Linked DNA regions of Homo sapiens: region 1 is linked to region 2. A link is an interaction called in ENCODE POLR2A ChIA-PET data of the cell type or tissue named here. Cell type or tissue: Caco-2. All regions are shown on one strand.

Region 1 (2,500 bases), 67 kb after region 2:
GTTGGTCTGGATCTGAAGCTCATCTACCTTCCACCTATCTGCTGCCTGGCCAGACGCCTCAGCCTGCCCTTGGGGACCCCCCACGACCGGGGGCTGATGTCTCCCAGCCTCACTTCACATCATGCCTCCCTCTGCCTTGTCTAGGTTGACCCTCTCACTCATAGCTTCTCTCCTCCAGTCTCAATGTGGAAGCTCCACCATCCCCAGTGGACTCCAGACCTCAACCCGATGTCCTCCACAGGGACCTCCCTGCCTCCAGTAACCTGACTCAGACTTGAACTTCTGAATCACAGCAGCTCTTCATGTCTCCCATTTGGAAATGAAAACCCTCCCTGGACTCCAAGCCTCCTGCTAGCTACTGTCTTCCATCTCTCTTTCCATTTCCTGCCAAGCCTTTAAAAGAGGGGTGTACAGCCCCTGCCCTTGTCCACCTCCTCACCGCCCCAACTCTCAGCAGCTTACTACCATCTCTCACCTGAAACGGCGGCTGGCTCGGCTGCCCCCACCCTACGAGTTGTCTGGTCCCTTTGCCAGGCTTTTTGGCCTCATCCTACACCCTTAATGTTCCTCTTCCCTGGCTCACCACCTACCCCCTGGCTCCTCCTTCTCCAGCTACATTTTGGCATTTCTTCTTTTGCTCTGTGTCCCCATACTGGTGTCCCCCAGCATTCAAACCCAACCTCCATGGCCAGCTGCCTCCTGGTGTCCTCACTGGGACACTCCCCAGGCCCCGGTGGCCTTCTCCCCATCAGGCCTCCTCATGGGTCCCCATCTCCCTGGGAGGCATCACCATCAGCCACCAGCCAGGTGGGACACCCGAGCGTGCTGCAGACTTCCTCCTCTTCTTCTTCATTTTCCACTCCTCCTTCTCCAAGTCTGGTGCCGAGTCCTGTCCATTCTACCTGTGTATCTTGGGACACCCCTCGTCAGCCCCCCATTCTGGCTGCCATATTCTTTTAGCTCCTTTCTGGTCTCCCATCTCTAACCATCCCCCTTCAAGTTCTGCTCCCTGCTGGGCACAGAGTGACCTCTCTCAAAGGCAAGTGTTATCCTGCCACGTCCCTTCCGTGGCTCCTTGTCGCTCTCACAAAAAAACCCACCTCAATAAAGCCCATCGTAATCTGGCCCCTGCCACTTCTCAATCCTACTTTCTCACTGTGGCATCTTGGATCGGTTCATTAACCTCTCTTGCCAGTCTCTGATGCTCCATAACAGAATGAGCTACATGCAGATCCCCTGACACTCCAGGCTTTCATGCCGCCTGCTTTTTTTTTTTTTTTTTTTTTTTGAGACAGAGTCTTGCTCTGTCGCTCTGGCTGGAGTACAGTGGTGAAATCTCAGCTCGTTGCAACCTCCACCTCCTGGGTTCAAGTGATTCTCCTGCCTCAGCCTCCTGAGTAGGCAGGTTCACAGGCATGCACCACCACACCCGCTAATTTTTGCATTTTTAATAGAGATGGGGTTTCACCGTGTTGGCCAGGCTGGTCTCGAACTCCTGACTTTAAGTGATCCACCCACCTCGGCTTCCAAAAGTGATGGGATTACAGGCATGAGCCACCGTGCCTGGCCTTCAGGCCTTGTACTTTTATGTGAGCCTCTCCTTCTGTCTCCAGTACCCTTCCTCTCTGGCCATCCAGGCCGACCGCTGTCCCTCCTCAAGTCTTCATGCAAATGCCACCTGCCTTTGATTCCCCCTGGGAGACTCAGGGCCCCTTCTCCTGTGGTCCTTTCAGAGCTTATAAGGCACCCATTAAAGTGAGTATTTATGATATTGTAATAGTCTTGTCATATCTGTCTGCTGCCCTTGCCCCCCACTGAACTGGAAGTTTCTTGAAGGTAGGACTCAGGGAGGATTTCATTCTGGGTCTTTTTGTGCTCAGCTCAGGTGTTGGCATGGAGGAAAAGCTCAAAAAATATTTGTTGAATTCCCTTCAAAAAAAAAAAAAAGGGCCAGGTGTGGTGGCTCACGCCTGTAGTTCTGGCACTTTGGGAGGCCAAGGCATGTGGATCACCTGAGGTCAGGAGTTTGAGACCAGTCTGGCCAACATGGTGAAACCCCGCCTCTACTAAAAATACAAAAATTAGCTGGGCATGGTGGCACACGCCTGTAGTCCCAGCTACTCAGGAGGCTGAGGCAGAAGAATCACTTGAACCCGGGAGGCAGAGGTTGTAGTGAGCTGAGATCGCACCACTGCACTCCCGCCTGGATGACAGAGTGAGGCTCCATCTCAAAAAAAAAAAAAAAACAACTGAACTGAAAGTTTGAAGGGCCCCTTGGGTGGGGCTGGAAAGACCAATAGCCAAGGGCTGGTCAGTTGAGGCTTCAAGCCAGAGCCAAACTTGGGGTCTCCTGGGCAGTATCACTCAACACACTCCTTTCCAACACACATCCTGGGGAGCAGAGTTCTGTGAACTCTGAAACTAGAACCCGGCTTCCAGTGTCCTGGATGAATTGAGGTCAACCTTGCCTGAGGCTTTTGGAGCCAGACAGGACTGGCTT
Region 2 (2,500 bases):
CATTTAATAAGATTAAATAACAAAACAACACAACACAACCCAGGGGGCTGGGGATGAAGGGTGGGAGGGAGCTGAGTGTGGTCATGAAAGGGCAACAGGAGGGATCCTGTGGGGGCAGATCCGGGAACGTTCGCATGTGATAAATTGGCACAGAGCTCCATGCACAAACGCACCCAACACTGGAGAAGTCTAAGTGCAGTCGGCACTGTGTTGACGTGGACGTCCTAGCTGTGATGTTGTCCCGCGGCTGTGCAAGACTGGGCAAAGGGTACAGGGACCTCTCTATTTTTTGCAATTGCCTATGAATCTACAATTATCTCAAAATAAAAAGCTGAATTAAAAAGCATCTACTTAGGGCCAGGCATGGTGGGTCAAGCCTGTAATCCCAACACTTCGGGAGGTCAAGGCAGGCAGAGCAATTGAGCCCAGAAGTTGGAGACCAGGTTGAGCAACATGGCAAAACCCCATCTCTACAAAAAAATACAAAAAATTAGTGGATGTGGTGGCATTCACCTGTAGTCCCAGCTCATCGGGGGTAGCTGAGGTAGGAGAATTGCTTCAGCCTGGCAGGTCAAGGCTGCAGAGAGCTGTGATTGTGCCACTGCACTCCAGCCCGGGTGACCAAGTGAGACCTTGTCTCAAAAAAAAAAAAAAAAAAAAAAAAAAAAGCATCTACTTGAAACAAAACAAAACACAGAGGGGAATGGGTTTGGGTTTGGGATGGGGGGATGTGTTTTAAGCTAAATCAGCTCCTAGCACAAAAAGACCCAGGCACCGCTCTGTTCCTATCTTCAGGCAACCCTGGGCCCTTTTGCTGGGTTTGTTTTCAGTCTTGCCCAGCCCTCAGCTGGCCCATCCTGCTCCCCTGATCTGGCCCGTGCCTTGGCCTCTCCACAGGCTCTTTTCTTCTCCATCAACACCCGCTGGGGCTACACCTCAGCATCCATGGAGCCTCTTCCCCATTGTCCCTGCTGTGCCCACAAGTGAACTGTGATGTCACAACCTCTGCTCCTGACCCATCCCCTTGTTCCCACAGGCTCCAGGTACTTCACTCTGGAGACAGGACATGGGTGGGATTGGCAGGGACCCCCATCATGTGGACGCCAAGCAGTGCCCAGTCCAGTCCAGGCCCAGATCTGAGTCCCTTCTTTCTCCTGTGCCGAGGGCAGATGTACTCTGTGCCCATCCACACACACACACAGTCACGCACAGGTGGGAGCACAAACTGGCCTGGAGATGTGTACACACGGAGGACAGACCTGCACACACGAAGACCATGGGATGCACATTCACGTAGCATTAGCGGTAGCCACGTTCCCGTGTGGACACACACACCCTGGAGCCAGCCCCGCCCATGCGGCCGCACCCCCACCTGCAGGAAGGCTTCCCTGCCAGGTGCAGTTATCGTTCCAAACAAACCCCCAGCTGATAAGGAGACTGCCTTTGAACGGGAGCCCTTCCCTCCTCTGTGATCAGATAAGCAGGCCGGGAAGAAAGAGAAAATCCCCCCCCCCTTCTCCTCCTCAGACTCCTGCTGCTCCACACAGGGGCTGCCTGGGGGCCTGCAGCCCCCTCCTGCCGCGCCCCCTCTCAATCATGCCTCGGATCACAGGATCACAGGCACCGTGACAGGCAGCTCCTCCGGTTTGGGTTTCAATCGGGAGAGCTGCAGCCTCAGGCAGCCAAGCCGGGCCCCTCCACCTGGGTCTGAGGGGCCACTGGATCTCTGTTGTGAGGACCCTGCCTCAAGGGTCCTGGCTGTTGGGACCCCCAAGCCTTGGAGTATCCCACCGCAGGCAGGCCCCCCCCCATCTCTGGCCACTACCGAGGCTTGTGGTTTGATTTGGGTTTCTTTTTGTCTCGATGGCCCTGGCTGGTAGGGTCCCTGTTCAAACTAGATTGTGGGATCCTCCACCTAGGCCCCTGGCTTGTAGGGTCCTACTCATAGGGGACTCACCAGTTTGTCGGATTCCTCAGAGCAGACCCCGCCTGTTGAACTCCCAGCTCAGACCCTGGTCTGTGGGATCCTCATCTCAGAGATGCTGGGGACAGGGACCCTGTTCTCAGAGGCTCTAATTTCTGAGCACCCCATGTTCCTGAATCTGGGTCTGTGGGACCCCTCTCCTCCCTGCAGTGAGAACTGAGTCGGCCTCAGGAGAGGAGCGGGGCCCAGGGGAGAGGGGTCAGGCAGTGGGTTACAGGGCAGCGTTCCCATGGCCCTGCCTGGGGCTAAGGCGTAATTAGAGGTCTCAGGTGTGTGTGTTGTTGGGAGGGGGGGAGAAGAAGGTGGGCTCCAAGGCCCTTCGTTTTGTTTATCCTTCACAAAGACCCCCAACAGGAGGCCGCTGTCCCCTTGAGACAACCCTGCAGTCTCAGCTCTGGGCTGACCCCCGCCCCCTGTGCCCCACCCCTTGCACCTGCCAGCTGCCTGCTGAGGAGGATGGCAGCCCTCGGGGTCTGGGGACAGATAGGCCAGGCTGCCCTTCCCGGGGCAGCTTGG

What was found. Peaks named below come from ENCODE experiments on the same cell type or tissue, not always from the same donor. Only the 100,000 strongest peaks of a DNase experiment are listed, where the experiment ranks them.
Region 1: POLR2A ChIA-PET joins it to region 2 with 6 read pairs; 4 of 35 experiments call an interaction of 5 or more read pairs at or near these places.

The regions. Positions count from the first base shown.
Region 1 is chr9:126,583,905-126,586,404 of GRCh38, reverse strand. No RefSeq gene overlaps it. Among named protein-coding and RNA genes, the nearest start is that of LMX1B-DT, 29 kb to the left of the region's middle. RefSeq lists an enhancer at 76-245. In Caco-2, no CTCF peak of the experiment used is centred here; no DNase peak of the experiment used is centred here.
Region 2 is chr9:126,651,311-126,653,810 of GRCh38, reverse strand. All of the region lies in intron 2 of LMX1B (LIM homeobox transcription factor 1 beta), which reads right to left. Among named protein-coding and RNA genes, the nearest start is that of LMX1B, 39 kb to the right of the region's middle. RefSeq lists an enhancer at 757-1,636. In Caco-2, no CTCF peak of the experiment used is centred here; a DNase peak (open chromatin) is centred at 1,470.